Regions from separate parts of the Homo sapiens genome. Here region 2 is linked to region 1. The links are chromatin loops, found by intact Hi-C in ENCODE. Cell type or tissue: PC-3. All regions are shown on one strand. Links, peaks and the distances in the headings refer to the core of each region. The heading gives the core; the rest is flanking DNA.

Region 1 (16,795 bases), core at 8,796-16,795:
AGGTATCCAGGCTCTGTCATCAGAACTGACTAGGACGCTGGCATAACCCACAAAGAGGAAGGAAGAGCAGTGTGGTGCAGCGGCCCACCTGAGAGCCACACGGGGCAGGGGAGTCCCCATCCCCCAGCCAAGGGAGGTGGTGAGTGAGCATGCTACCCAGCCTGGGAAACTGTGCTTTTTCCACAGCACTGTGCAACCTGTGGATCAGAAGATCCAATTTGTGAGCTCATGCCACCGGGGCCTAGGGTCCCAACCACAGAGCCACTCAGATTCTCAACAGCCAGTCAGCTACAATCTGCTTAAGCCTGGAGGGAGGGGCGGCCAGAACCACAGCTGCAGCTGCCTGATGTCTAAGCCATTCGTGCTCCTTGTGGGAGGGGCAGCAGCCAACACTGGGACTGATAGCTGCCTCACACACTAAGCTTCCAGGGTGGGGGAAGGGCAGCAGCCATCTCTATAGCTCCAGGCCTTGCTTTTCCCCTGGTGGAGCCAGGGAGGGCTGGATGGCTTGGTCCCAAGCAGTATTCCCCACAGCTCAACACACCAGCTATGGCAGACTGCGGCCAGAGTGCCTCTTTGGGCCTTACCCTGACTCTTCCTTCCACACTGGGTGGGGCCTCTCTGCAGGAATTCCAACAACTCCAGCCAGGGGTTCTGGGACAGAACTCTGATCTCCTGATCTTCTTGGGCCTGAGCACCTAGGGTAGGGGTGGCCACAGTCTCCACAGACCAGGAGACTTAGTCTTTCCTCCCGCTAGTTCTGAGGAATCCGGGCAGCCCAGATGAATGGTTTTTCCTCCAGTGAAGCACACCCACTCCACCAAGGGACAGTCAAAGTGCTTCGTTAAAGGGGTCCTGCTCCTCATGGCACCCAACTGGGTGAGACCCTCCAACAGGGGTTGTTAGACACCCTATACAGGAGCAATCCTACTGGCATCAGGTCAGTGCCCCTTGAGATCAGAGATCCTAGAGGAAGGAGCCGGCACCCATCTGTGCTGTTCTCCAGCCTCCTCAAGTGGCATCTCCAGGCGCAAGAATAAACCAGGTGAATAGGGCCTGAAGTGAACCCCAGCAAACTGCAGTAGCCCTACAGAAGAGGGACCTGACCACGGAAAGAAAAGCAAACAGAAAGCAACAACAACAGCATCAACAAAAAAAAAATGTCCCCATAAAAACCTCATCCAAGGGTCAGCAGCCTCAAAGATTGAAATTAGGCAAACTCATGAAGATGAGAAAGAATCTATGAGAAAACACTGAAAACCCAAAAGGTCAGAGTGCATCTTCTCTTCCAAATGATCTCAATGCCTCTCCAGCAACAGTGCAGAACTCAACAGTGGATGAAATGGAGAAATGGACAGAAGTAGGCTTCAGAAGGTGGGTAATAATAAGCTCTACTGAGCTAAAGGAGCATGTTCTAACCCAATGCAAAGAAGCTAAGAACCTTGATAAAAAGTTACAAGAGCTGCTAACTAGAATAACCAATTTAGAGAGGAACATAAATGACCTATTGGAACTGAAAAACACAGCATGAGAACTTCATGAAGCATACACAAGTATCAACAGCCGAATGGACCAAGCAGAAGAAAGGATATCAGAGTTTAAAGACCATCTTGCTGAAATAAGTCATGCAGACAAGATTAAAGAAAAAAAGAATGAAAAGAAATGAACAAAACCTCAGAGAAATATGGAACTATGTTAAAAGATCAAGCCTATGATCGATTGGAGTACCTGAAAGAGATAGGGAACCAAGTTGGAAAACACACTTCAGGATATTGTCCAAGAGAACTTCCCCAACCTAGCAAGACAGGGCAACATGCAAATTCAGGAAATACAGAGAACACCACTAAGATACTCCATGAGAATGTCAACCCCACAACACATAATCATCAGATTGTCCACAGTTGAAATATAGGAAAAAATGTTAAGGGCAGCCAGAGAGAAAGACCAGGTCACCTACAAAGGGAAGCCCATCAGACTAACAGTGGACCTCTCAGCAGAAACCCTACAAACCAGAAGAGAGTGAGGGCCAATATTCAACATTGTTAAAGGAAAGAATTTTCAACCCAGAATTTCATATCCAGCCAAACTAAGCTTCATAAGTGAAGAAGAACTAAAATCCTTTACAGACAAGCAAATGCTGAGAGATTTCATCACCACCAGGCCCGCCTTACAAAAGCTGCTGAAGGAAGCACTAAATTTGGAAAAGAAAATCCAGTACCAGCTACTGCAAAAACACACCAAAATGTAAAGGCCAATATCACTATGAAGAAACTGCATCAACTAGTATGCAAAATAACCAGATAGCATCTTGATGACAGGGTCAAATTCACACATAAAATATTAACCTTAAATGTAAATGGGCTAAATACCCAAATTAAAAGACACAGACTGGCAAATTGGATAGTCAAGACCCATTGATATGCTGTATTCAGGAGACCCATCTCGTGTGCAAAGACACACATAGGCTTAAAATAAAAGGATGAAGGAAAATTTACCAAGCAAATGGAAAGCAAAAAACAACAACAACAACAAAAAAAAACCAACAGTGGTTGCAATCCTAGTCTCTGACAAAACAGACTTTAAACCAACCAAGTTCAAAAAAGACAAAGAAGGGCATTACATAATGGTAAAGGGATCAATTCAGCAAGAAGAGGTAACTATCCTAAATATATATGCACCCAATATGGGAGTACCCAGATTCATAAAACATGTTCTTAGAGACCTACAAAAGAGACTTAGACTCCCACACAATAATAGTGGGAGACTTCAACACCCCACTGCCAATATTAGACAGAACAACGAGACTGAAAATTAACAAGGATATTCAGGACTTGAACTAGGCTCTGAATCAAGTGGACCTAATAGACATCGACAGAATTCTCCACCACAAATCAAGAGAATATACATTCTTTTCAGTGGACATGGCACTGATTCTAAAATCAACCACGTACCTGGAAGTAAAACACTCCTTAGCAAATGCAAAAGAATGGAAATCATAACAGTCTCGCAGACCACAGTGCAATCAAATTAGAACTCAGGATTAAGAAACTCACTCAAAACCACACAACTACATGGAAATGGAACAACCTGCTCCTGAATGAATCATGGGTAAATAATGAAATTTAGGCAGAAATTAAGAAGTTCTTTGAAACCAATGAGAACAAAGACACAACGTACCAGAATCTGTGGGACACAGCTAAAAGAGTGTTAAGAGGGAAATTTATAGCACTAAATACCCAGATCAGAAAGCTAGAAAATCTCAAGTCAACACCCTAACATCACAATTAAAAGAGCTAGAGAATCAAGGCAAACAAATCCAAAACCTAGCAGAAGACAAGAATTAACTAAGATCATAGCAGAACTGAAAGAGATACACACGCACAAAAAAAAAGTTCAAAAAAATCAATGAATCCGGGAACTGTTTTTATTGAAAACAAAAAACAAAATAGATAGACCACTAGCTAGACTAATAAAGAAGAAAAGAGAGAAGAATCAAATAGACACAGCAAAAAATAGTAAAGTGGATATCACCACTGACCCTACAGAAATACAAACTACCATCAAAGAACACTATAAACACTTCTATGCAAATAAACTAGAAAATTTAGAAAATGGATAGATTCCTGGACACATACACCCTCCCAAGACTAAACCAGGAAGAAGTTGAATCCATGAATAGACCAATAATAAGTTCTGAAATTGAGGCAGTAATTAGTAGCCTACCAACCAAAAAAAGCCCAGGACAAGACGGATTCACAGCTGAATTCTACTAGAGGTAAAAAGAATAGTTTCCTTCTGAAACTATTCCAAACAATTGAAAAGGACTCCTCTCTAACTCATTTTATGAGGCCTGCATCATCCTGATACCAAAACCTGGCAGAAACACAACAAAAAAATAAAACTTCAGTCCAATATACCTGATGAACATTGATATGAAAATCCTCAATAAAATACTGGCAAACCAAATCCAGCAGCACATCAAAAAGCTTATCCAACATGATCAAGTTGGCTTCATCCCTGGGATGCAAGGCTAGTTCAACATACACAAATCAACAAACATAATCCATCACTTAGAACCAATGACAAAAACCACATGATTATCTCAATAGATGCAGAAAAGGCCTTCAATAACATTCAACATCCCTTCATGTTAAAAACTCTCAATAAACTAGGTATGGATGGAACATATCTCAAAATGATAAGAGCTATTTATGACAAACCTACAGCCAATATCATACTAAATGGGCAAAGCTGGAAGCACTCCTTTTGAAAACCAGATCAAGACAAAGGAGGCCCTCTCTCACCACTCCTATTCCACACAATATTGGAAGTTCTAGCCAGGGCAATCAGGCCAGAGAAAGAAAGAAAGCATATTCAAATAGGAAGAGAGGAAGTCAAATTTTCTGTTTGCCGACATGATTCTATAGTTAGAAAACCTCATTGATTCAGCCCAAAAACTACTTAAGCTGATGAGCAGTTTAGGCAAAGTCTCAGGATACAGAATCAATGTGCATAAATCACAAGCATTCCTATACACCAACAATAGACAAGCAGAGAGCCAAATCGTAAATGAATTCCCTATCACAATTGCTACAAAGAGAATAAAATATCTAGGAATATAGCTAACAAAGGATGTGAAGGACCTCTTCAATGAGAACTACAAACTACTGCTCAAGGAAATAAGAGAGGACACAAACAAATGGAAAAACTTTCTATCCTCATGGATAGGAAGAATCAATATCATGAAAATGGCCATATTGCCCAAAGTAATTTATAGATTCAATGCTATTCCCATCAAGCTACCCTTAACATTCTTCACAGAATTAGAAAAAACTACTTTGAAATTTAAATGGAACCAAAAAAAAAAAAAAGAGCCTGTATAGCCCAGACAATCCTAAGCAAAAACAACAAAGCTGAAGGCCTCATGCTACCAGACTTCAAACTGTACTACAAGGCTACAGTAACCAAAACAACATGGTACTGCTACCGAAACAGACATATAGACCAATGGAACACAACAGAGACCTCAGAAATAACACCACACATCTACAACCGTCTGATCTTCGACAAACCTGACAAGAACAAGTAATGGGGAAAAGATTCCCTATTTAATACATGGTGCTGGGAAACATGGCTAGCCATATGCAGAAAACTGAAACTGGATCCCTTCTTTAGACCTTATACAAAACTTAACTCAAGATGGATTAAAGACTTAAATGTAAAACCCAAAACCATGAAAACCCTAGATGAAAACCTAGGCAATACCATTCAGGACATATGCATGGGCAAAGACTTCATGACAAAAAGCAATGGCAACAAAAGCCAAAATTGACAAATGGGATCTAGCTAAACTAAAGAACTTCTGCACAGCAAAATAAACTATCATCAGAGTGAATGACAACCTAAAGAACAGGAGAAAATTTTTGCAATCTACCCACCTGACAAAGGTCTAATATTCAGAATCTACAAAGAACTTAAACAAATTTACAGGAAAAAAAACAACCCCATCAAAAAGTAGGCAAAGGATGTGAATAGACACTTCTCAAAAGAAGACATTTATACAGCCAATAAACATAAAAAAAAGCTCAACATCACTCATCATTAGAGAAGTGCAAATCAAAACCACAATGAGATACTATCTCATGCCAGTCAGAATGGCGATTATTAAAAAGGTCAAGAAACAATAGATGCTGGTGATGCTGTGGAGAAATAGAGACGCTTTTACACTTGGTGGGGATGTAAATTAGTTCAACCATTGTTGAAGACAGTGGGGCGATTCCTCAAGGATCTAGAACCAGAAATACCATTTGACCCGGCGATCCCATTCCTGGGTATATACCCAAAGGATTATAAATCATTCTACTATAAAGACACATGCACATGAATGTTTACTGCGGCACTATTTACAATAACAAAGACATGGAACCAACCCAAATGCCCATCAATGATAGACTGGATAAAGAAAATGTGGTAATATACACCATGGAATACTATGCAGCCCTAAAAACGAATGAGTTCATGTCCTTTGCAGGGACAAGGATGAAGCTAGAAGCCATCATCCTCAGCAAACTAACACAGGAACAGAAAACCAAACACCACACGTTCTCACTCATAAGTGGGAGTCGAACAATGAGAACACATGGACACAGGGAAGGTAACAACACACACTTGGGCCAGTCAGGGGCTTGGGGGCGAAGGGAGGGAGAACGTTAGGACAAATAGCTAATGCACGTGGGGCTTAAAACCTAGATGATGGCTTGATAGGTGCAGCAAACCACTCTGGCACATGTATACCTATGTAACAAACCTGCATGTTCTGCACTTGTATCCCAGAAGTTAAAGTAAAAGAAAAAAGAAAAAAAGAAATATATCTTAAGGAATAGAATTCAGTATGTAATCTGACAAGAATTTTACTTGTAAAGTGAGATAAGAAAACATACATGATTATGTTAACATACTATTTGAAAAAACTAGAAAGTGAAATTTGGTTCTACCTGTGAATATGCAAAGAATACTTTGGATGATGTACTTATCTACCTCAAGAAACCCGAAGTTTTTGGAGGAAAATGTTCAAGAAATCTCAGTCACACTTAAGAGATCCTGCTAACCCACAGGGTGTGCTGAGCAAGTAAGCCCTTATTGTGCAGGATGTTTAGGGGTGGGCTCTCATGGTTTGACCTCTGAATTAAATAATCTGGTTTGGAAAAGTAAGCCTAGATATTAGATTTCTCTTTGGAAATTTCAAACGGGGTAACTGAGAAAATGAGGCATCATCAAGAGCAGAAGTCAAAGCATGTATCAAGATTTCTGTGAGGTAAAGGGTGTTGCTGTGTCATTTATTCCATTTTAAATCAGAAATCCAGAGCAAGGTAGAGGAATCACCCTCTAGGAGATAGGAGCTTGGGTCCCTGGTAGCTGTTACCTTCACTTTTCCATGAGCTGTGGCTCTAGGCAGTTTCTGCCTTTGGTTTTTCTATGAGCTGTTTTTCCATATTTTAGAAATTGCTCTCCCATATTCCTTCAAATCCCCACTAAACTGCTTTATTATTTAGATGATTAAACGTGTTTCTTTTACTTAAAAACAAGAGTCCCAACTAAACAGAAAGGACGAAAACTGATTAATCATTATTCACTTGAAGTGCTTAACACATAATAGCAGATTAAATATTGACTACAAAAATAAATAAATTATAAAATGGAACTTTAGTAATTGATTAAAATTCTAATGAGAAAATAATTCACCATTTCAGACATGCCTTTTAAAGCAATAAAAATACAGAGAATGATTAACTTTGATTTATATCTTACTCAGTAATAAATTATAGCTAAGTTAAAAAGATAAACATTTTAAAAGTATTTGTTAGATCTGCTTTTATAAAACAACTCTAAAAGCTTTAGTCTCTACATTGACTATAAGTTGCTATTATATGACATAGTTATGCTAGTTTTAATACTAACATAAAATTAAATAAATTAATTAAATAAATAAATTCTCTGAGGACCGATATAAATTTTATTAAATGGAATCAGGATAAAGCAATGACTTTCTCCATTCTTCCTTTGAGGGAGGGAGTACATTTCTATACAAAATACTGTCATATTTGTAAAAATTCTACACATTGGATTTTAAAATGTAAAGTTAATCTCCTAAATATATTTTCAAAGCTTGTTTTCATTAGAGATTCAATATACTGTTATGCAAAAAACAAGATATATATTCTCTTTAATATAATCAACATAATTGTTTGGGAAGTCTTTAATAGTGTTCGGTTCAAATATAGTCACTTCCTATTTATTTATTCATAAATGAATTCAGCAATTATTTAGTTTCTAATACAAAACATTATAATAGGTACTACAGGGAAATATGAAATAAAAAATAATTTTTTAAATAATTTTTTAAAAAAGGACAAAAATTGAGTGTTGCAACAATGAAATAAAGTTCTTATTGAGAAAGTAAAGAGAAAATGTTTTGGGGTTGAGCCTTAGAGAATGAAAAGAATTCTATTCAGACAAGTGGTGTTAACTGATGTGGTTTGGGCATAGTTGGTTCGGTTAAGTTTTATCATTTGTTTGTAGAAATTGAATTATATGTTGATCAATGGCAAACTTTGGAGGCAAACAAAATTGGATCTTAAATGCTCAATAATTAATACAACTGGGAAGAAAACAAGCAAACAAAATAAACATAACTGACCTCAGCCTAGTATTGGATGGAAGTAAACCTGAAAACAACAGCAAATTCCAAACTATATTTTTGTCAAATTTCATAGTTTTATTTATACCCAATAAGTTGCTCTTACTCTAATATAGTAGCCAGTGTACATTTAACAGCCTCTTAACTTGAAGGAAACATGGTGAGAGAATTGTATATCAGGAGAAAGGAATGATACGGACAGATGGAGAGCTGAGTCTGTGGATAATGAAACCTATTATGCCTCCAGCAGACTTCACTCCAACCTTGGGGAGGCCTGATGGGATATTCTGGGTTGTCTTGGAGCTTGACATAAAATTGATATTTTTCTGAAGTGCCTGGAAATGTACGAATCTAAAACATTATCAATCCTGACTTTTTTATTACCAAACTCGAATCTTGCATTTCCTTTTTACAATTACCTTTCAACCAATGTGAAATACATCAAGAAGAAACTCTTATTTGATTATTTCAAGTTTTTAGTATTCTGTAACACTTGCTGTTATCCTTTATAAAAGATATGTGAGGCCTTAGGCTCAGAGTTTTGATAGGCAAGAGTATTCAGATAGTATGTACTAGTATTTTATTTCTATTACATTCATGACAGGAGACACTACTTTCCTATTTATGATATAACATAAAGTTGGCTTCTTAAGAACAAATGTATTTAATTTTATAATAATTAATAGAAAACATTAAGAAAATTAATAGTATGGATGACACCTAGATATGGCAAAATCACAAGGCTAGTACACTAATTAGTAAAGTGTTGAGACACTGCTCTGAGGTGAGGGAGAATATCAGAGGGTGTGCTGTAGGTTTCACAGAATTCAGTCAGCCAGAAGTCGTGGCACAATTATGATAGAACCCTTCTCTCTGTATACCTTCAGCTCAGTTTATCTCTAAGTCAGTGTTAGGCAATTGTGAACATGATAGATAGTTTTAGGAAGGCAAAGCCAGCTGTTGCTTTTAATCTTGTGTACTATGAAAGCAGAGGGAGAAATGTTTGCTTTCTCTTTTATTTGTGTTAACATCATAATAAAACACATGGCCTGTTCTTTTGTTTATTTTTGACCTTTTCTGCAAAGTTGTGAAAGCTGGTGATTTTTCCATTATTGGCAAGAGAGAAAGGGGCAGATCTAACTTAGATGGGCAGTTTTGGTGTTTATCTGGGTTTTTGTTTTTATTTTCGGTGTGTTTGATCAGAAATGAATATATGGGGCCATAAAGAGTCTAAAATTTTTAAGGACTGATTCATAAAGAAATATGATTTTTTTAAAAAATTAAAGTTATAATTTTAATATTAAAACATATCCCCTCTGTTATATGTCTAGAAATAACACATATATGCTAAAAAGAAAGAAGTTAATTATAGGATAATGATGTATTTTATGACAAATGCTTATTCAGTTATGAATTTTAAATTAGTTTTTTTAATGAAAAAGTATAATCATTAAATATTTTGGTAACAAATTCATGATTGTCTGTATTATACTCAACATATCAGATCAAATTAAATAAAACTCAAATAATTAGATCACAAAAGTAGCATCGATATAGTAATTAAGTGTTGGTAACTGGCTGTGCCTGGTGACTCAAGCCTGTAATCCCTCTACTTTGGGAGGCAGAGTCGGGAGGATCCCTTGAGCCCAGGAGTTCAAGACCAGCCTGGGAACATGGCAAAACCCTGGTCTCTACAGAAAATAGCAAAGTTAGCCTGGCATGGTGGCACACGCCTGTAGTCCCAGCCACTCCAGAGGCTGATACGGGAGAATCACCTGAGCCTGGGGAGGATAAGGCTGAGCCATAATTGCACTGCTGCACTCTAGCCAGGATGACAGAGTGAGACCCTGTCTCAAAACAAAAACAAACCCAGAAAACAAAAAATAAAATGAAAAACCCCCAAAACAAACAAAAAATAAATATTGGTAACTAATTATATTGGCTCCCAAAAATAAGAATTCTGTATTTGACAATTTTTGAATTCTGCTTTTTTTTTTTAGTGATCTTTACAAATTTGTGGGCTTTGAACTATTTGTTAGCAGAGACAGAGTTTGAACCCATGATTGTTATTAGTAGATGATCTTAGTAATTATTTGATTAAAATAAACACACATTAGAAGCTCAACAGATATTAGTCTTTCTACTTGCCATCTATTTCCTTCTGCTTTGAGTTATTACAATTGATTAGTCCAAATACTCTGAACCATCTTTACGTTTGGAGTATGTTCATTCTGCAACTGATCAGCAATCTATCTTTCTTTTGATAAATTGCTCTTAATAATGTTCAGTCCATTCATTAATAACTTCATTTTTGCATAGGTTCAATTATTTTGAAACCACAAGGGAGCGACTTTTGTGTTTGTGGAGTGTATTTCCTTGAAATGTTTAACATTCTTTGCTTCTGTATCATTGATGTCACGAATCCTTTTAATGTTTTGACTTTTCTTTTCTCTCGGAGTTTATGACATCTCTTCTGTTACATGCTGACAAAGAGCACTATAGATTAACATCATTTTGTTAGAAATTTTAGCAAGCTCTTCCTGGAGGTTTTCCTTCACAAACACTGTTACTGCTTGGGTTTAGACGTCAAATGCATTATCGTCTAAATCGCTCTACTTCTTTCAAGATGCTTATAGGAGTTGAGCACACAAACCTAATAGAGGAAAAGCAATTTTGTCTTTTTTTTTTTCAGTGTGCTGCTTTCTGCTGGTAGCTTCATTTAAAGCAAGTGAGCATCACATTTTTAAATCAATATTAAATGCTGAAAGGAATTTGAGAAACGTTTCTCAAATTTGGGCACTTGTGGACTATCAAGAGTACCTATGAGGACTACAAAGATTTTTCAATTTTAAAAATTCAAAACCTCGACTTTAGGTTTTGGTTTCATGGCTGTGCCCAGTTATAAAGTGGTCATCTAAATGATCCACAATTTGTGTATGTGTTTATATTACCATAATTATAAAAACAAAGCACAGTCATCCCTTCATAGTCATGAGTTATACATCTGTGGATTCAACCAATCCTGGATCAAAAATACATTTTTTTGAATCGCATCTGCACTAAACATATGCAGACATTTTTTCTTGTCATATTCCTTAAACAACATGGTATAATAACTATTTACATATCATTTACATTGGATGAGGTATTATAAGTAACCTAGAGCTTATTTAAAGTACAGTTATGTGCTACATATTGATGTTTTAGACCACATATACAATGGTGGCCCCATAACATTCTAATGAAGCTGAAAATTTTCTACTGTCTAGTGATATCACAGCCATTTTAACATTATAGTGCATGGCATTGCCTTTGCTATGTTTAAATATGTTTAGATACACTAATACAGTTGTATTCCAATTGCCTGTGGTATTTAGTACCCTAACATGCTGTACAGGTTTGCAGCCTAGAAGTGATAGGGCTGTACCATATAGCCTAGGTGTATAGTCGGCTATATCATCTAGGTTTGTGTAAGTACATTCTATGAAATTCACGCAACAAAAAAATTGCTTAACAACATTTCTCAGAATGTATCCCTATGGTTAAGTGATTCATGACTGAATAGAGGAGGATTTGCATATAATCTATAGAGGAGGATTTGCTTAGATTATATGCAAATACTATGCCATTTTATAACAGGAACTTGAGCATCAATAGATTTTGGTATTTGCAAATACTATGCCATTTTATAACAGGAACTTGAGCATCAATGGATTTTGGTATTTGTGAGAGGTCCTGGAATCAATTCCCTAGAGATACTGAGGGAAAACTGTACTTTAAAATTCTACTGGACCACTTGTGGACACATAAGCAGATCTGTAGACCTCAGTTCAAAAAAATATTGACCAGCTGATATAGTACCATTTCATAGGCGAGAAAACTAAATCCAAAGAGGCGTGGGAACCTTGTCCAGGATCACCAAAGAGTTACAGAGAGATGTGTTGGTAAGAAAATTGTGAGTGTGTGTGTATGTGTGTGTGTGTGCACACATGCGCGTGGGCCTGTATGAGCATGTAACTTAGTTTGTACCACCTGGTTTTACTTTGCTTTCTATCTTGAAACAATGTATTGAACTTTACTTAAAGGTTATGGTCATACTGAATCCTGGAACACTACTTGAGAAAATGGTATTATAATTAATCGAAATATTAGTGTTTATTCTTTGTCTTATTTTTTGTAAGAATCTACTCATCCAATTAAACATGGAAAGCCAAAAGTGTATTGTACTGCCAAAAATGAAAAAACAACATATGCCTGAATTCATGGAAGGACTGTGTGTAATGTAGAAGATAAAATGAAACATATGGAATATGTAATAAAAAACAAAATCAAGCATATTGATTATAGTTACCTAGTGATTGCCTATTTAAATACTAAAAATTTAAGAATTTAATTTAAAAGACATCAACAATATTTATCTATTAGTTATAAAATATGCCAGGAGATGGTTATCACAGGATACCTTTTAATCTACAAATGTTGAAATTTTAAGTTTAGGCAAATCAAGGAATGACAATGACATCGGCAATGAAGTTCAGATCTTCAAACTTGCAGTATCTCCATCGGAGCAATTTTCAATTACAAGAAGATAATGTAGTTAATGTGCCTCTTCGTCTCTCCAATAATAGTAATGCAGTTTATTTTTACAAAGAAGTCATAAATGCTTTCCATTCTATACATGGAACATTAAATAAATGCAAAAAAAACCCACCTCAGCTAGATTGTTTCAGATAGCATTTTTTGACAATTGCTTTATAGTTCCAATTTCTATGAGGCTTATATAGTAATTTATTTTCTTTTTCTTTTCTTTTGAGAGATGGAGCCTCCCTCTCTCAGCCCAGGCTGGAGCACAGTGGCATAATGATGGCAGTTCACTGAAACTTGAAACTCCTTGGCTCAAAGGATCCTGCCATCTCAGCCTGCTGAGAGGCTGGGACTATGGCACCATCCCTGGCTAATTGTTTTAGAGACAGACTCTCGCTATGTTGCCCAGGATGGGTAATTTCATTCTTAAAAAGAATTTTAGGAATTAAAGGAAATATCTTCTTTCAATTTATTTAGAGGTGTAAGTTTTGAGATATTTATTTATAATTTTAAATGCTTTTGTTTGATAAACTAAAGCAAGTTTAGACATTTTTCTAAACCACATTAAAGGAATTATTAAAACATGATTTTATTGGATATCTAACTTTATCACGTTAGCTTATGCTGGGTAACAGCTTTCTGGAGCCCACAAGGGGGCAGACTAAGAACGTATGAAAGAAAACAATCCTTACGCTGTAGTCACTAACTGGCGGAGTTCCGTTCCAACTGAATGCATTTGGCTTTATTTCCTTTTTACTGAATTTTATCTTATTTTCTTCTGACCGAAAGCAATTTCAGTTTCTTTGCACTGTATTGGAAAATTGAGCACTTAAAAATCTAAACTCATTTGACGATACGCATCTTCTCTCTTATTGTCTTCTAAGTGAAAACTGTACGGAAATCATACATGATTAAGCTGAAGAAGTAAATTGTAATAATTTCTAATCCATTATTTTACATTAATTTTTAAATAATAGTTTGTTTGTTTGTTTGTTTATTTTGAGACAGAGTCTCGCTCTGTTGCCCAGGCTGAGGTGCAGTGGCGCAATCTCGGCGCAATCTCTGCTCAGTGCCACCTCCACCTCCTGGGTTCAAGTGATTCTCCTGCCTCAGCCTCCCGAGTAGTCTGGACTACAGGCGCGTTCCATCATGCCTGGCTAATTTTTTGTATTTTTAGTAGAGATAGGATTTCACCATGTTAGCCAGGATGGTCTCCATCTCCTGACCTCGTGATCCGCCCACCTCGGCTTCCCAAAGTGCTGAGATTACAGGCATAATTTGCTTATTTTCAAAAGAAAACGACAAAATAACTGTCATTTTTAATATCAATTGTATAAATCAGTATTTTATTAATAAACGGTTCTGGCATTCTTGCATTTCCTTTAGTTTTATTGTGTCCTTGTAATTCGATTGCAACCTTTAAACATCTCTCTGTATTTACCAGAAGATTATTTGATTAGTTAATAAAATATTTTCTAACAGGAGCTGTTTTTGGCAGGGAGGTATTATTTTTATCTTTGCTCATATATTTCACACTGGTAATCATGTGTAACAATTTTGAGACTAAACTATTGAAAGTCATTCTTTAGCAAATAAAGTAAAATCTCTTTTTAATTGATTCTTAATCATTAAAATAATTTTCAAAATATTTTCAAGGAATATGTCCAACTTCGATTCACTGTAAATAAATGAGATTTAGCTAATATACTAATGCATGTTACTTCTAATTTAATTAGATTAAAAATAGAATTCATCTAACAGTCTATATACTTAAATATATTCAAGCAAAGTGTTTTACTTAAATTAGTATAAAGTATGAAGTTTCTTATTTCCTAAGCCAATCTTCAATTCCAAATTACTGATTGAGTTCTAGCTCATGTATATAACTTCTCGTATACTCCAGGGAGCCACAGTTTAATCTTATTGACAATTTCTTTGTTTGAGATTTTATGTATATGTGTATACCTATATATACACACACATACATATGTACATATATGCATATGTGTACACGCTATATGTTCATATTTGGTATTTAATTTATAGAATAAATATTTTAAAGGTTATAAAGTTGTGATTAGATCTCTAAATAGATACTATGTATCTTTACTTAAGGATAAAGCGTATGCAGGAGAAAAATTTTCCAAGATTTGAAATGGTCATAGCTGAAAGGCCAATTTACATGTAATCCTGTTAAATTGGTCCTCACCCTCAGAAAGTTAAGAAGCGTTTGAAAAAAGATGCATTCTCTAAACTTCGAGTATTTTACAGGCATAGAATTTTAAAGCTGACACATAGTGAACATTGCACTATTAGGATGAGCCACTTTTTAGGGAAGGGAGTTTAATCACCAGAGAGCATAATTCTGGGAACTCTTGAAGATCAGAAGACTGTAACTTTTAGCTTTAGTAATTTAGAGTTAAAAAGAACATGAAGTTTCTTTTTGGATGGCATGAACTAATACTGGTATGCCTGGTTCATCCAGAAGCAGTTAGAACATGTCTTTCCAGGTCTCGGAAGTAGAAGGGACTGCAGGTTTGCTGAGTCATAACACCATATGGCATAATAGCAGGGCTCCTTGAAGAGCGAGTCACCTCGTGAAGACTTTGTGGGAGGTCGAAACCTTTGGAGAATCTGAAGGCTCAGCTTGAAAGGGAAGAGTGACATTGTGTCATCAAGAGATAAATGAAGAGTATGTTTGATAAAGAGTTCAGCTGACTGGTGTTTTACTTTACTTGTAAGAAAGAGGGCTCACTCAGATACAACCTCCAAATGAAGTCAATGGATGTTCACTAAGAAAAAACAGCTCTAGAATGAAACACTCAGCCTTCTTTTGCAGGCTTGTAGTCTTTTTCAGCACTTTAAAAGTACTGACAACGGTGCCTCTTGTTTTAAAGAAATTGGCAAATGAGAGAGAAGCCTCCTCTCAGCCTCCTCTTGATTTTTTATAAGAGACTTCAGTTTTAAAGAATCTTGGACTTTCCAAAATGGGCTATTTTTAATTTTATAACAATGCTCAAGCCTAGGGAGAGGAGGAGCTAAGAATTTTTGAAATGCCATTGGAAATAATTCCAGCCCTAATTAATCTCTTTTTGGCATCAAGAGAAAGAAATTGTGAATATTTATTCTAAGAGAATAATTTAAAGTACTGGTACCAAGATTAGACCCCGTTTAACAATAATATAATATAAAATAAACTTGAAAAACTCCGGGAAAGCTATGAAAAGTTTATTTTATTTTATTTTTTAATTTAATTTTATTTATTTTCAATACTGCTCCTCCTGTAAATGAAAAATTTTAAAGGCTAGAAGGCTAGACATAAGTTACATGAAACAATCAACAAGGTTTAGTGATTTTTTGGCATTTGGTAACAACCAGCAGCTGTGGTTTTTTTGAGGTTAAAATGGTCACCAGCCACAGCTGTGTGCTTTTTTTCCCACTGCTTCCTTTTGACGGGTTGCTGGGCAGATATTCCTCAGGTCCAGGTTAAAGAGCTCAGAGCACAGAGGAAATCAAAATCTTCTCCTGGATCCTGCGTGTCATGCCCCCTCTGGCACCTGGTGAGTTTCTAAATGCCTGAGCACCTTTTTGGTTTACTGGGTATTTGTGCAGCTCAAATTCCCTCCTGCCGCTCCCCAACACATACACTTAGGGCCAAAGCAACATACCAATTTGCAGTGATTCATTGCAGAATGTTAAATGCTTTTTCCACTATTGAGGTACATCAGAAGTGGTATTGATTTGTTTATATGGTAAAGAAACTAAGCATAATTAACTCTTGATTATCCACGTTGCACACTATTAACAACAGAGCTGTGGATCTTTGCGGCAGTCTCAGGAATCTTGAGATTTTCCTGAGGTTACCTAGTTAGTGGTTTTATACTTAATCTGGTATTTGTATGATTCAGATTCCCTTGTTTTCCTACCACCCTTTCTAAGAAAGCAAAAAGTAGTCTCCAAAATCCTTAAGCAATTGATGGCAAAGCCTTTGAAACTGGCCTATGGGGGTTGGCT
Region 2 (16,795 bases), core at 4,927-12,926, 180 kb after region 1:
CCTGAAGTCAGCGAGACCACGAACCCACCAGGAGGAACGCATAACTCCAGACACACCACCTTTAAGAGCTGTAACACTCACTGCGAAGGTCTGCAGCTTCACTCCTGAAGTCAGCGAGACTACGAACCCACCAGAAGGAAGAAACTCTGGATATGTCCGAACATCAGAAGGGAAAAACTCCAGACACAACATCTTTAAGAACTGTAATACTCACTGCGAGGGTCTGTGGCTTCATTCTTGAAGTCAGTGAGACCAAGAACCCACCAATTCCGGACACATTTTGAAGACCATGAAGGGACTATCGCCTATCGCCAAGCGGTGAGTCCATCGCCTATTGCCAAGAGTTGAGTACCACTGGACTCCTTTCGCTTTCTATTCTGTCCTATTTTTCCTTAGAATTCGGGGGCTAAATACTGGGCAACTGTCAGCCAGTTAAAAGCGACTAGCGCGGCCGCCGGACTAAAGACATGGGTGTCAGGCTTTTTGGGAAAGGGCTCGCTAACAAACCCTGACTCTTCGGAGTCGGGAGCGTTGGTTTGCCTGGAACCAGCTTCCACTTTTCCTGTACTTCTGGGCTGAGCTGTGGGTCAGCAGAGAGGAAAGCCATTCAGCTCCAGGATCCCGACAACAAGTTGGTTGACCTGCGACCATGAGCGGAACTCTTAAAGGCATGTTGCCAAAGCAAGACTTGCCCATCTATCCTACCTATCCTGACCCTTGCCCCGTGGGTCCTAATGCCTACCAGACAAACTTCCTCTCGCCTCTGTTCTCCAAGGCTAGTCATGCTCCTAAAAACCACTCCCTGTCTCTGGTGCTTTTCTAATTTCTCCTGTAAGAATGATTTCTAGTATAAACTTCAGGACTCTGTTACCTTCTTTAGACACCCGGGCTCACCAATCAGAAAGACATAAATTTTGCCCAAAGTAGGGGGGACTATGTGGAATTTTAAGATCCCTCCTCAGATAAGCAGACCTAGCAAACGCTATTCCTGAAGCTAGGATATGAGGAGCCTCAGAAATTATATCCTTCCTATTCATATAAAAGGCATCACTCTTCCAAAAGGCATCACTCTTCCAACTCTGGAGATCCCTCCCCTCCCTCAGGGTATGGCCCTCCACTTGATTTTGGGGGCATAACATCTTTATAGGACAGGGGTAAGGTTCCAATACTAACAGGAGAATGCTTAGGACTCTAACAGGTTTTTGAGAATGCATCAGTAAGGGCCAGTAAATCCGACCTTCCTCGGTCCTCCTTGTGGTCTTGGAGGAAAACTAGTGTTTCTGCTGCACGTTGGTGAGCGCAACTGTTCCAATCAGCAGGGTCCAGGGACCATTGCGGGTTCTTGGGTTTCTGCTGCTGTGTCAGTGAGTGCAACTATTCCGATCAGCAGGGTCCAGGGACCATTGCAGGTTTTTGGGCAGGGGGGGATACAAAAAAACTAAAACCATGGGTGGTTTTGTCTTTCAGATGGGAAACACTCAGGCATCAACAGGCTCAACCTTGAAATACATTCTAAGCCATTGGGACCAATTTGACCCCCAAATCCTGAAAAAGAGGTGGCTCATTTTTTTCTGCACTATGGCTTGGCCCCAATATTCTCTTTCTGATGGGGAAAAATTGCCACCTGAGGGAAGTACAAATTACAATACTATCCTGCAGCTTGACCTTTTCTGTAAGAAGGAAGGCAAATGGAGTGTAATATCTTATGTCCAAGCTTTCTTTTCATTGAAGGGGAATACACAACTATGCAAAGCTTGAAATTTACACCCTACAGGAGGACCACACAGCTTACCCCCATATCCTAGCCTCCCTATAGCTCCCCTTCCTATTAATGATAAGCCTCCTCTAATCTCCCCTGCCCAGAAGGAAATAAGCAAGGAAATCTCCAAAGGACCACAAAAACCCCGGGCTATCGGTTATGTCCCCTTCAAGCTATAGGGGGAGGGGAATTTGGTCCAACCCGGGTACACGTCTCTTTCTTCCTCTCTGATTAAAAGCAGATCAAGGCAGACCTGGGGAAGTTTTCAGATGATCCTGATAGGTACATAGATGTCCTACAGGGTCTAGGGCAAACCTTCGATCTCACTTGGAGAGATGTCATGCTATTGGTAGATAAAACCCTGGCCTTTAATGAAAAGAATGCAGCTTTAGCTGCAGCCTGAGAGTTTGGAGATACTTGGTATCTTAGTCAAGTAAATGATAGAATGACAGCTGAAGAAAGGGACAAATTCCCTACTGGTCAGCAAGCCATCTCCAGTACAGATCCCCACTGGGACCTTGACTCAGATCATGGGGACTGGAGTCATAAACATCTGTTGACCTGTGTTCTAGAAGGACTAAGGAGAATTAGGAAAAAGCCCATTAATTGAATAATTGAATTAGGAAAAAGCCCATCATCATTGAATAATAATGTCCACCATAACTCAGAGAAAGGAAGAAAATCCTTCTGCCTTCCTCGAGCTGATATGGGAGACCTTAAGAAAATATACTCCCCTGTCACCCGAATCACTTGAGGGTCAATTGATTCTAAAAGATAAGTTTATTACCCAATCAGCCACAGATATCAGGAGAAAGCTTCAAAAGCAGGTCCTGGGCCCTGAACAAAATTTGGAGGCATTATTAAACCTGGCAACCTTGGTGTTCTACAATAGGGACCAAGAGGAACAAGCTCAAAAGGAAAAGCAAGATCAGAGAAAGGCCGCAGCCTTAGTCATGGCCCTCAGACAAACAAACCTTGGTGGTTCAGAGAGGACAGAAAATGGAGCAGGCCAGTCACCCGGTAGGGCTTGTTATCAGTGTGGCTTACAAGGACACTTTAAAAAAGATTGTCCAACGAGAAACAAGCCATCCCCTCATCCATGTCTGCTATGCTGAGGCAATCACTGGAAGGTGCACTGCCCCAGAAGACAAAGGTTCCCTGGGTCAGAAGCCCCCAACCAGATGATCCAACAACAGGATTGAGGGTGCCTGGGGCAAGTGCCAGCTCATGTCATCACCCTCACTGAGCCCTGGGTATGTTTAACTATTGAGGGCCAGGAAATTGACTTCCTTCTGGACACTGGTGCAGCCTTCTCAGTGTAAATCTCCTATCCTGGATGACTATCCTCAAGGTCCATTACCATCCAAGGAATCCTGGGACAGCCTATAACCAGGTATTTCTCCCACCTCCTCAGTTGTAATTGGGAGACTTTGCTCTTTTCACATGCCTTTCTTGTTATGCCTGAAAGTCCCACACCCTTATTAGGGAGGGACATATTAGCCAAAGCTGGAGCTATTATCTACATGAATACGGGGAACAAGTTACCCATTTGTTGTCCTCTACTTGAGGAGGGAATCAACCCTGAAGTCTGGGCATTGGAAAGACAATTTGAAAGGGCAAAAAATGCCCACCCAGTCCAAATCAGGCTAAAAGACCCCACCACTTTTCCTTATCAAAGGCAATATCCCTTAAGGCCTGAAGCTCATAAAGGAATACAGGATATTGTTAAATATTTAAAAGCTCAAGGCTTAGGAAGGAAATGCAGCAGTCCCTGCAACACCCCAATTCTAGGAGTACAAAAGCTGAATGGTCAATGGAGACTAGTGCTAGATCTTAGACTCATCAATGAGGCTGTATTTCCTCAGTATCCAGTTGTACCCAACCCTTATACCCTTCTCTCTCAAATACCAGAGGAAGCAGAATGGTTCACGGTTCTGGACCTCAAGGATGCCTTCTTCTGTATTCCCCTTCACTATGACTCCCAGTTTCTATTTGCCTTTGAGGATCCCACAGACCACACATCCCAACTTAAGTGGATGGTCTTGCCCCAGGGGTTTAGGGATAGCCCTCACCTGTTTGGTCAGGTACTGGCCCAAGATCTAGGCCACTTCTCAAGTTCAGGCACTCTGGTCCTTCAGTATGTGGATGATTTACTTTTGGCTACCAGTTCAGAAGCCTCATGCCAGCAGGCTACTCTAGATCTCTTGAACTTTCTAGCTAATCAAGGGTACTACGCATCTAGGTTGAAGGCCCAGCTTTGTTTACAGCAGGTTAAATATCTAGGCCTAATCTTAGCCAGAGGGACCAGGGCCCTTAGCAAGGAACAAATACAGCCTATCCTTGCCCTAAGACATTAAAACAGTTGTGGGTGTTCCTTGAAATCACCGGCTTTTGCCGACTATGGATCCCCAGATACAGTGAGATAGCCAGGCCCCTATATATTCTAATCAAGGAGACCCAGAGAGCAAATACTCATCTAGTAGAATGGGAACCAGGGACAGAAACAGCCTTCAAAACCTTAAAGCAGGCCCTAGTACAAGCTCCAGCTTTAAGCCTTCCCACAGGACACTTCTCTTTATACATCACAGAGAGAGCAGGGATAGCTCTTGGAGACCTTACTCAGACTAGTGGGACAACCTAAGGAAATTGATGTGGTAGCAAAAGGCTGGCCTCACTGTTTACAGGTAGTTGCAGTGGTGGCTGTCTTAGTGTAAGAGGCTATCAAAATAATACAAGGAAAGGATCTCACTGTCTGGATTACTCATGATGTAAATGGCATACTAGGTGCCAAAGGAAGTTTATGGCTATCAGACAATCACCTACTTAGATACCAGGCACTACTCCTTAAGGGACTGGTGCTTCAAATACAAACATGCATGGCCCTCAACCCTGCCACTTTTCTCCCAGAGGATGAGGAACCAATCGAGCATGACAGCCAACAAATTATAGTCCAGACTTATGCCACCCGAGATGATCTCTTAGAAGTCCCCTTAGCTAATCCTGACCTTAACCTATATGCCGATGGAAGTTCATTTGTGGAGAATGGGATACGAAGGTCAGGTTATGCCATAGTTACTGATGTAGCTGTACTTGAAAGTAAGCCTCTTCCCCCAGGGACCAGCACCCAGTTAGCAGAACTAGTGGCACTTACCCAAGACTTAGAACTGGGAAAGGGAAAAAGAATAAATGTGTATACACATAGCAAGTATGCTTATCTAATCCTACATGCCCATGCTGCAATATGGAAAGAAAGGGTTAGGGTTCCCCCTAATCTCTGGGGGTACTCCCAATAAATACACAAGGAAATTATGGAGTTATTGCATGCAGTGCAAAAACCCAAGGAGGTGACAGTCTGACACTGCTGAAGCCATCAAAAAGGGAAGGAGAAGGGAGAACAGCAGCATAACAGCTGGCAGAGGCAGCAGAAAGGAAAGAGAGAAAGAGACAGGAAGTCAGAGAAAGAGAAAGAGGAAGAAACAGAGACACAAAGAGAGGGAGTCAGAGAGGGAAAGAAAGAGAGACACAGAAAGAGAGAGAGGAAGAGACAAAGAAGGAGTCAAAGAGAGAGACAGAGAGAGGAAGAGAGAGAAAGAGACAAGAAGTCAAAGAGAAAGAAAGAGAGATGGAAGTAGTAAAGAAAAAACAGTGTACCCTATTCCTTTAAAAGCCAGGGTAAATTTAAGACCTATCATTGATAATTGAAGGTCTTCTCTGTAACCCTATAACACTCCATTACCACCTTGTTGTCAGTGTAAACAAGGGCATAGCCCAAAAGCACTGAGGTCACTGACAATCCGTAGCCTTTCTATCAAAAATCCTTAACTCAGAAGGTTTCCTAATAGGTGATCTAAATCTTAATTAATTACCATACAAAGGTCCAACCAGACCAAGGAGGAACTCCCTTCAGGACAGGATGATAGATGTTTCCTCCTAGGTGATTAAGGGAAAAAGACACAATGGGTATTCTGTAAGTGATAAGGAAACGCTAACAGAAGCAGAATTAGGAAAATTGCCTAATAGTTGGTCTGCTTAAACATGCGAGCTGTTTGCACTCAGCCAAATCTTAAAGTACTTACAGAATCAGGAAGGAGCTATCTATACAGAAAAAGTAAAGTTTGCTAAAAGTTAACAGTGTAACATGCATTATCCTACTACCACACACTCTCAAAGGATTTCTCAGTTTGCAAGAAATAACAAAATCTATCCTTACTTTACAATCCCAATTAGACTTTCTGTGTCTGTCCTTCTTTCTCTCTGACTCCTTTTCACGTCACCTCTCAGTAGGAATACAGGAAGCATGAAAGTCCGGAGACTAGGAAATAATTGTCAAAGGGCTTAAAATGAACCGGCTTAGGGAATCTTGGAAGTAGGAACTGGTGTTACTTATTCTGCAATTTCCTAGGGCATTTCTTGCTTCTATTTGGTGATAAAGATAGGGTGTTGGTATTTGGGATCCATCTTGTTCCTATTCCTGTATGGTTCCCCTACAGATTGGCTATATAACTGAAGAGCATATTTTCTTACTTTTTTTCTGATTTCCTGTATCCCCTGGGGAGAGACCCGCTGTGCAATTTTTAAACTACCATATTCTGTACCTCCAGACAGAGTGTATGTGGGGCTCCATACTATATGCCTTTGAAAGAAAAAGGGTATGGCAGAGGGGGCCAGTCCCAGACCACAGTGGAAAAACACACTGAGCTGAAACAGATCCATGCATTGCTTGGCCTTAGAGCTCAAATAAAATGGATAAAACCAGTTATGAAAGAATCAAAACAATAAGGGATAATTACAAAGGGCACTAATCCTGTGATACCCCCATACTTCCATTAAAGAAGTCAGGTAAATTTGATAAAGATGGTTGATGTCTATATAGCTTTCCACAAAATTTCAGGAAAGTAAATGAATTTGCTGTTCTATTAATCTCTATAGTCCCTAACATGACGATTATTCTGACTTCTGACTTTGGTACCATTGTCTGAAAATGTTTTCTCTAGAACTGGTCTACACTTTCCCTCCCTCCCTCCTTTTCTCCCTTCCTCCCTTCCTTCTCCTTCCTTTCTCTCTCTCTCTCAGGGTGACAAATAGGGATTCTCTGAGCCAAAAATGCTCATTAAAGGAATCCTACATTCTGCAGAAATGGGACAACAGTAATCCTCCACTATTCTTAGTCCTCTGCTGGGAACATTCCTAGAGAAGTGTAGTCATAACTAGAATATGGTGGTAGATGCAGAGGGGCAACTGCTGTAGCTGGTTCTGTTAAGGAGGTCTGAGTGGTACATTTCCATAGCTGCCACATAGTGAGATACTTTTTAACAATAAAAGGAATGAAACTCTAATCTACACAACCACCTGAATAGGTCTCAAAAAGATTATGTTGTGCCAAAGAGGTCAGATACAAAAGAGTGCATGACACCATTTATATAACATGACACCATTTATATAAAATTCTAGATAATTCCTACAGTACAATAGCAGATCAGTGGGTGCCTAGGGTCAGGGAAGAGGGGTAAGGATTAGCTGGACAGGGGCACAAGGAAACCGTCTGAAGTAATAGAAATGTTCTGTTAAATGTGGTGGTGGTTACACTGCTTTGTATATTTGCCAAATTCATAGAACTTAAAATGGGTGCATTTTCTTGTAGGTGAATTACACCTTAATAAAGCTGACTTCTTAGGACAATCTACCTTCTCAATAAGCTGTTGCTGCTACCCTGGTTTTAAACATTTTTTTGTAAAACTTAATTTTTTCCTAATGTTTCTACTGTTTTGGCATTTTTTCATTTTATTATGAAAGATGATTAACATTCAGAAGATTATGTAAAATGTGTACTCATTTAAAAATAATACTACTAATAATAAAGCAAACACTACATACTTACCACCCAGGATAAAAGGAGAAAGCATTGCTGATGCCTTAGAAGGTCCATGCGCCTCCCCACTTCCTCCCCCTTCATATAGGTTCATATAACTCTCTTAGTTCTGTACTATACATGTTAGAAGCCCTGGAATTCTGTCTCCTACTCACTTCTTCTGCTTAGACCTTTCTGCATGATGTTGTCTAGCTTTTTTTGTTTTCAGAGATTATCTATATGCTGATCCATCTTCTAAAACTCCAAATATTTTATGGCAGATGTAAATTTATTGTCACAACAGGCAAATCTTGAAAAATGCAAGTCTATTTGCTTGCTATAGTGAAACTTCACATAGCCCTTATTTTGTCTTAAGTGCCCATGAGGGGAAGTTTCATTCCTGTTAATTCAGAGTAAACTGAGTTACTGGCAGCTTAAAATTCATCATCTTTTGGGTAACCACTCAGTCAAATTAGGATGTTCCTTCGCTGAATTTTCCTTGCCTTATCATCAAGCGATACTCTATGTTCTGGGTTAGTAGACAAGGTATTAACATCTGCTCTCTGGCAGCCTCTGCCAAGACTTACTTATGCCTAACATATTGATCCCTAGTGCCAAGAAATATATCTGCTAAAATAATCAGTGCATTTCCTCTTTCCTACTCCTTTTCTTCAAAGCTTCCTATTTCTTGAAAAGTCTAGAACTTGTATGAAAGTGAGATTGTAAAAACTTAAATAAGATTATCTATTCAACACTATTACAAGCTTCCAGTTTAGTTTGTTTTAAAACTTCTAGTCATTGACAGTCTTGAATAAATTAGCCTACAAGATCATAAATCAATATGCCTATTAATATTATAAATCAATTTAAAAACTGAGGCATTTCTGAAAAACTGTAGACACCAAATTGTGGGTCCTCACCCTATATACAGCAAACTCATAGATTTCAGAAACCTGTTTTTCCACTCTTTTCATCACTGTTTTTGGCATAACATCTTACAGCAAATTATAAAGATACTACTACTAAAAGGAGAAATAGTTGACAGCTTTGATTATTCAATTCATCAACAAATGCTGAGTAATGTCAAGGGGACAAAAGTGGAGTATTCCCTTTTTGTTATAATGAATAATAATTTTTTTGATGATTGAAACCAAATTGTACTCAACTCTGTCCTTCTGCAGGTTCTTGGAATAGCCCCGTGTTTATAGAAACACACACACACACACACACACACACAAGTTGAACTAAGCCAACTTAACAGGTAGAGAGGTTAAAGTAAACTTTAAACTCTCTAATTTGTAAGATTTATTCTTAGGATACCAAAATACAGATCAAAAAGCCACTTGGTGGCTGGGCAAGGTGGCTCACGCCTGTAATCCCAGCACCCTGGGAGGCGGAGGCAGGTCAATCACCTGAGGTCAGGAGTTCCAGACCAGCCTGACCAACGTGGTGAAACCCTGTCTCTACTAAAAATAAAAAAAATTAACTTGGTGTGGTGGCGCATGCCTGTGATCCGGGCTACTTGGGAGGCTGGGGCAGGAGAATTGCTTGAACACAGGAGGTGAAGGTTGCAGTGAGCCGAGATCACACCACTGCTCTCCAGCCTGGGTGGCAGAGAAAGGCTCCGTCTCAAAAAAAAAAAAAAAAAAAAAAAAAAAAAAAAAAAAAAGGCCACTTGGTAATATCTGGACTTATGAATTTTCATAACTCATAACAATGAACTTTTCCAAGCTGATTATGCCCTTTACTCAGCCTGGTTTGGCACCTTCTCTTTCAGAATACATCAATGCCTCCTTTGCATATAGACTAATTCATTCCTTCTTTGGGGAAAGTAGACCTTGAAACTCTTTGTAACACATCATGGCTATTGGTGTCCAATCAATGGGGGTAGACAAACATATATTGCAAGATAACTCACATTACTGTTTTTCTTATGAGCTAATCGAAGTAAAAACACTGAGAAATCTATTATTGAAAATTTTAGGTTTTTCATCTCATAAAATATTTTGTGATTGAAATAAATATTAAACGAACCACTGAGAGGCAGTATAGTCCCCAAAATTATTTTTTCTTCTCATGAAAAGACAGGCATACTTTGAAACCAAAGCGTACCAATATTGCTGTCAAATATTTTAATGTACATAAGAGAAGAGAAAATCACCAGCCGTATCTCATTCTTCTGACTTGTTTTAACCAACCAGAAAACTAGCCATTTTAGAAACAGAAACTTGAAAACTAGAAAATTGAAAACTACAGTATTAAGAAAAAATGGTTTCACAGCAAGATCATAAAGTGTGTTTATATTTTTAAGGGAACAGTAAGGAATGAATCTAAAGATCCATTTGTTAGGGATCTTATTTTAACCAAGTGTCTATTTTTGGTAAGTAATTTTACTAAAACAAATTCAATGGAAAAATTCAGAAGCAAGGGTTAAATGATCCACTGTGAAGGTATAAGACAGATTTGTAAAACTAAACAAAAGCAAACTCATAGTAAAATATTTCAGTTGAACCGACAGAACTTTTTTGGTTCCTGCTCCATCTGCAGATGATACTAGTCCCTCACTGTGCCACACATCATGTGGCCTCTGTGGAAAACAACAACAACAACCACACACAAAAAAAAAAACAGGACACATGAAGCATTTTACAAAAATAAATATTTTTCTCTTGCAATATTTTGCAAAAAATGTCCAGGTTTCAGAATAACTGTCTATTTAAAAATATATATATAGAAGGTACTTAAAGTAAAAACCCATAAAGAAACAAAAAATGTTACCAAAGTTAGTCTGTTCAAGGTTGGAAAATAAAAATTCATTCACTTGATTTTTATATCTGCAAGGGTCAAAGGTCATCATATATCTCTAGTTATCAGTATTTCAAAAGTCAGAGAGGTAGCAACTTAAGAAAGGGCTCAAGGCTTCACTACTGAGGAATTAGTGCTCTGTGGGATGTTTTGCTCTTTAAAGTTTATCTGAGGATATAAAGTATCTTTCTTCCCAACTGTTATCTGAGGTGTGTAACCACAATGGCAGCAGAGCAAGGTGTCCATTTTGCCCACTCAGTGTCTGTTTCTGGTCATTTCATCTCCAAAGTGAAGATTTAACCACACAAATTTGTTTAGCTATTTTCTAATTCAGTATCACTAATTTGATGTTTTCTTTATTTAGTTGGTTTTATTTATTTAAAAATGTACTGGTTGATATGGTTAACAAACTAAATCCATAGGAAACTATAATTTCGTATTTTATTTCTCCCTGGAGGATCTGTGAAGCTCCCGAGGTCATAGTCTTCTTGCCAGAAGGACTTTCATTACCCTTATAAACATATGTATTCCAAGGCTAGTATTTAGACAACATCCAATACACTCCTACTAAGTTTTGCCTGAAGTACTTATAAATGTAGAGATATTTTTCTTCTTTCAAGATTCCCATAGTGTCAATGTTCCTATCCTACCAGAAGTGATATTCTTTCCAAGCTGGTAAGTCTGGGACCTATAAATCATAGAGCAGGCACCAGGGAGTACACAGTAGCCTCAAGAAGAATATCCCCTGTTCTTCAATATTGGACTTAGCATGCTTGATTTAATAAAATTTATCTGTAGCTGTGGCATTTCTGTAACACTCATGGTTATAAATTTGATTTGTTCAATTATATCCTGTAAAGAAGAAAGATTTATGTTGAAACTATGTAAATAACCACATTGTAATAAAAAGCAACAGGACACTTTGGAGGCATTATGCCTAATGTTTAACTATTGTTCTGAGCAGTTTGGTCAACACAACAATAATGTGTTTTTTAGTTTGGCAAAATCATCTTCCTTAAATTTTTCCGATGATTTATTAGTTATTTTGTATATTAGATTTTTTTAAACTTCTTTGAATTCTAACGTGTCAATTGAAAAAGATAACATTTAAAGAGTTTTTCCAGTTTGTAGAAGTATACTTAGTCTGTTAACATCGATAGATCAAGAAGAAAGAAAGATGGGCGTTGTTATATTTCAATTAAAAACTAAAACATCAACCACAACTTAATTTTCTCATCAGTGTCATTCAGACTGAGGTCATTACTTCTTATTCATTTTATCTTGAATTATTTCACAACATCATCTGTATTTGCACCAAGAGTGTTAGAAATCCTCAGTCTGCTCACGGGAGGAGGAAGCATGTGCACCTTAGGCTATTCCATGCAGAACCCATTGTTAAGAGCATGCAGTAAAATCCTTTACTGAAGTCATCATTCTTTTGATATTTCTTCTAGAATACTCTGAATCTTGTAGCAGAGGACTTTATGCAAGTGTGAAGGAAAAGCAGAACCACTTTTTACTTACAGGACTAAAATACTCTTGGTGATTTTATTACAATAATGAACAAAATCAGAATGGGGAACAGTGAAGTCCTGCACTGAAGTTTCACATGAATAAATATTTTAAGAATTTAGTAAATGATTACTCTAAAAATAAGAATATATTATTGATGAAGTTACTGATGAGTTTGTAAGGTCCTTTAATTTATCCTATAAAATGTGTGTTATGATTGTCACAATTGGCAAGCGATTTTAAACTTAAAAAGTAACTCTGTTTCAAATCAACTTAGTTATTCTGGCAGTCTTTATGCATTACCTTAACTGTTCCTATTCATTTGTCCAAAAGTACACATTTATTGAAATATATTCATTTTGTATATAATTACCATAAGAGAGATCAGCTTTCCTTTTTGATTTGTCAGCGCTTCTTTTATCTTGAGTTTGGCAAACAGGACAGTTTTGACAGTAGTGTTAAGCTAATTAAAATTATGGCACAATCATATATACATATGCAATCATTTTTCTTATCCCTCCTCATGAAGAGAAAGGGCAAAGTATTGGTGGTGTCTAGTAGTCTTTTGGGGTAAAAAACATATTGATAGTTTTTATTATTCTGGTTTGGAGGCGAATTTGTTGCTCAAAAGGAGGCCGTATATAAGTTCTAACAGTTTTAAAGATAATAAACAGTTATAGGAAACAGTTGTAATTTTGACTTAGGTTGAAAATCCAACTCAGCAGTAAGTAATAAATATTAGAAACTCTAGCCTTTTGAGACTTCAAATTTCGTTAGAAATGGATTCAAAAGCATGAAAAAAATCACACACACCCACACACAAACACATACACACACAAACGGGCTCTTGAGTGAGAGTGTTTTAATAATTATAACAATCTTTGCTATCAAAGAATAAAATCACATAGTGCTTCTTGTTAAGAGCAGACTATATATTCAAAGATTAATTTTTCTTTCAAATATTTATCTTCTTTATCATCTGTAAGCTTCCTTTAATAATTTTAAAATCTTGATACATATTTTTAGCCATACATTAATGCACATATAGTTAAAGGTTAGTCTTAAATTATCTCAGAATGCAAATTGCTATTTTCCCCTCTCTGTGGCAAGTGATGCTTCATTAAAGTGGCTAAGAACAAGGGCCAGGTTTTTCTTCTCAACCTAGAGACAGAAAAGAAAGAGCTATCACAGAGGGAATCCAATATAATTTTTTGTCCTGGAAAGATAAAACTTAAAGTTCCTGGGTAAATGTAACTCCCCCTTCCAAAATGAATACAGCAGGCTTACATTTGTTTAATCGATCAGATGAAAAAACTGTGGCCTGAAGAAGATAAGTGCCACATAGACCAATTTTTAAAAAAAAATTCATCCTGTTTTAAAATGGCGAGAATCAAAGGTTACATACATGTGCCTAGTAATAACCCACTGTTTAATGAGCTGACAGTTAAGGAATTAATGATCTACTTAAATATCTCCAGGAAAAGATGAAGAACAATCATTTAGAACAGTTCTTATACATCAAATCACATAAGCATTGGGTCCTTTGAAATCCTAAGAGGTAGAAAAAACTGAAATTAGCAAGTAAGTTTAAGAAGAATTAAAAGAACTTTAAGAGTGGAAGTTTCAAACTTGCTATTTACAGGCTGTATACTTTGTTGACTAGCCATACTTTCTCTTAAAAACATCTTTACCATAATTTTTTTAACTGCTGAGGTTGAAAAGAAAAACAGGAGAAAAACATAACTGATTTGTCTGATGCAGTTGGGCATGCCCTATACATTTAGATTCCTGCCTATCTGCAACACCACAAGTATATATTTTAATATAAAAAATATCCCTGGAAGTTCCGGCAAATCATTCAGAATAACCTAGGTTGTGTCAGAAATTAAGGTACATATATCACCATTTCATGGTAATTTTTAGGATATAAACAACATTCTATTCCTTAGGAGAAAACAATGAGGGAGTGGGATCTTAACCATAGATTTGTTGAAAGGATGGTTATTCTGCAGAAAAGCCCTTTTAATGTGACTTGTTTTAATAGAGAATATTTAAATGGCACCAAAATATTTGAAAGGCTACCCAAAAAGTTTTAATGCAAAAGAGAATGGTTTCTTTTCTTTTTTGAAAAAAAATCTGTTATTAATTACAGGATTAAGACTTGCACAATTGGAAACAAATGGCTTTATTTCATAAACCATCTTTTGAATAAACACACAACTCCAAAACAGAAAAATAAACCCAGGTTAAATATCTCATGATTTTGAGATAGGCCTAAGCCAAACTATCTTTCACCAAAAGAGCTTTACTTACAAAAGCAAAAACTATGTACTAGGTAGAAAGTAATAATCTCTGTGGCCCCCCAAATTATCCAATTTCTTTGTATGTTACATTATTGTACATTGATAAAGTAGTGTTTTCAAAGTTGCATAGCTGTTTGTAAGACACCCCTAAATCAGAGGGACCCTATAGGATACAAACAAAGCTGGATTCCTTTGAACAAAACAGGTAAATATTCTGTAATAAAGTGAGTTTATCTCAAAGTATCTGGACTTTAAACAATCGTAATCTTAACTTGTAGTAGTCTTAATTAAATTCTAATTTAAGTAAATGTTGTTTTGCTGTTATACAAATAGCAAAACTTGCAAACATCTATCTTTATGATTTTATACTTTCAGTTTAGGCTAGTTGGGAACCCAAGAAAAATCTTAATATGGGACTTTCAGGAGCATGAATAAAAACAGGGGGTCAGAGGATGCTCAGATGATCTCAACAGAACTTCATCATAGGAAATAAATAGTGTTAACTGTTCTGCTCTCAAGAAAAAAAAAGCTGTTATAAAAGTATAATGTATTTAATCCTTAAATATAACTCTGTGTGTGCCCACACATAAAACTTTCTAGCTTTGTCAACTTAAAAAGTCTAAAAGTGATTTAACTAACTCATGAACAAATGAACATCCCTGGTATCTTAACTGTGATCTTGAAATATCATTTCAAAACCATAAGTTCTTGAAAAATGGCTGTTTCCAATCCAAGTAATGTATTAGTTGAGCCTAGAACACCTTGTCTTACTAGACAGTAAGGAAAATATTAAATACTACAAGGGTTATGTCAAAAAGACTCAGGAGCCAACTTAAAGAGGTTCACACTGATTAAAGATGAAACAGCTTAAGCTTTAATATGGTGAAGAATTGCAACAGATCAAAGCCTATGAAAAATGTTTAAATCAATGGGTTCATAATGGTATTTAAAAGTAAACCAACAAAGTAGTCATCTTTAAGCTAGCAATTCATTATACTGAAAATTGTTTATAAAGGTAAAGACTCAAGAGTCTATCCTGACTTTTTCACATGAACTGTACCACTGGGCAACCTAGTAGATGAGAGGAAAAGGCTCTTTATAACATCATTACACCTAAAAAATAAAAAAGACATAATACAATTAGAATATCACCATTTTCAACCCCAACTGAAGTTAATGGGTCAAGGCACTGAGCATCAATAACTGCTAACAAAAAGGAACAAAACTAAATAGTATGGTGATCTGATGAAAGAACACAATACCCTCCAGTCTGAACAAATTGACAACCTGAGGCTGCAAGACATTTAAGCCTGCTACCAATTTGCAGCAAATACAGAAGACAGAGGTACATGTTGAACTTCATTATGAATGTGCAAGACAAATATATAAAAAGCAATGGTATTTCTGCACACTAGTAACAAAAGGAATATGAAACATATTCTCTGAAAATTACAAAACATTATTGAAAGGAATTAAAGAAGATCTAAATAAAAGAAGACACATTAAATATTCATAGATCTGGCTGGGCACAGTGGCTCATGCATATAATCCCAGCACTTTGGGAGGCTGAGGTGGGCGGATCACTTGAGGTCAGGAGTTGGAGACCAGCCTGGCCAACCTGACGAAACCCCTTCTCTACCAAAAATACAAAAATTAGCCAGGCGTGATGACGTGTGCCTGTGATCCCAGCTACTCTGGAGGCTCAGGCATGAGAATCGCTTGAACTCAGGAGGCGGAGGCTGCAGTGAGCCAAGATCGCGCCACTGCAATCCAGCCTGGGTGAGAGAGCAAGACCCTGTCTCACACACACACACACACACACACACACACACACACACACAAATTCATAGATCTCTTCTTCCCTACAGCCTAACCAAGAAAGTTCAGTTTCGTTCTTTATCTTTGAGAACTTTTTTAAATATAAGAGAGAAAATATAAAAATAAGAGTTAATTCCTTCTGAGTGCCTGCAAATAAAAATTTTTAAGATCTCAGATTTATAAACAAAAATTAAAATAATGAGATAAAGCATTTTGCCTGTCATAAAGACTTGTTTTAATTTAAGAATCACTGCTAATAGGAGTGTAATTAATTGGGGAAAAAAATGATTGCTTGAATCAAGAAATTGATTAATATTTTATTCTTTGATCCAGTAATTTAAATGTTCTTCTGGGTCTTCTAAATACAGAGAAGGTTTTTATATACAAAAATATTACAGTGCACAATATTTTTCATAGCCATATTTATAAAATGATAAAATTGGAAACAATTCAATAGTAGAGACTGCCAAAATAAAATATGATACAACTACAGGACACAATTTTATATAGCCATCTACAAAGCAACTATCATCAAAAAATGTTTAGTAACATGGAAAATGTTTAGGTTAAAAAGTTAAGTGAAAATAATCTGAATAAAAATATATTTACAGAATCTCAGTGTATAGAAAAAATGTTAATCAAATTATTGATAATGGTTATCTTGTGGAAGACAGGAAGAGACCCAAGTGATCAGGTTTTCTTCTTTCCAATAAAAACATTTTCATATAACAACTATATATTATTAGCTCT

Evidence for each region. A loop is a pair of places that touch in the nucleus more often than their neighbours do. Peaks named below come from ENCODE experiments on the same cell type or tissue, not always from the same donor. Only the 100,000 strongest peaks of a DNase experiment are listed, where the experiment ranks them.
Region 2: a loop joins it to region 1, with 7 times the contacts of the local background. A loop is called at or near these places in 15 of 110 quality-filtered maps.

The regions. Positions count from the first base shown.
Region 1 is chr3:151,835,825-151,852,619 of GRCh38, reverse strand. The region is part of intron 1 of AADACL2-AS1 (AADACL2 antisense RNA 1); the gene reads left to right. Among named protein-coding and RNA genes, the nearest start is that of SUCNR1, 29 kb to the left of the region's middle. In PC-3, for the core only: a CTCF peak has its summit at 13,434 (motif pointing right); DNase peaks (open chromatin) are centred at 13,449 and 15,339; H3K27ac peaks cover 1,022 bases.
Region 2 is chr3:151,653,945-151,670,739 of GRCh38, reverse strand. It overlaps LINC02066 (long intergenic non-protein coding RNA 2066), which reads right to left. Exons shown (of 5, transcript NR_183765.1): 5 at 12,770-13,085. Among named protein-coding and RNA genes, the nearest start is that of AADACL2, 72 kb to the left of the region's middle. In PC-3, for the core only: a CTCF peak has its summit at 9,666; no DNase peak of the experiment used is centred there.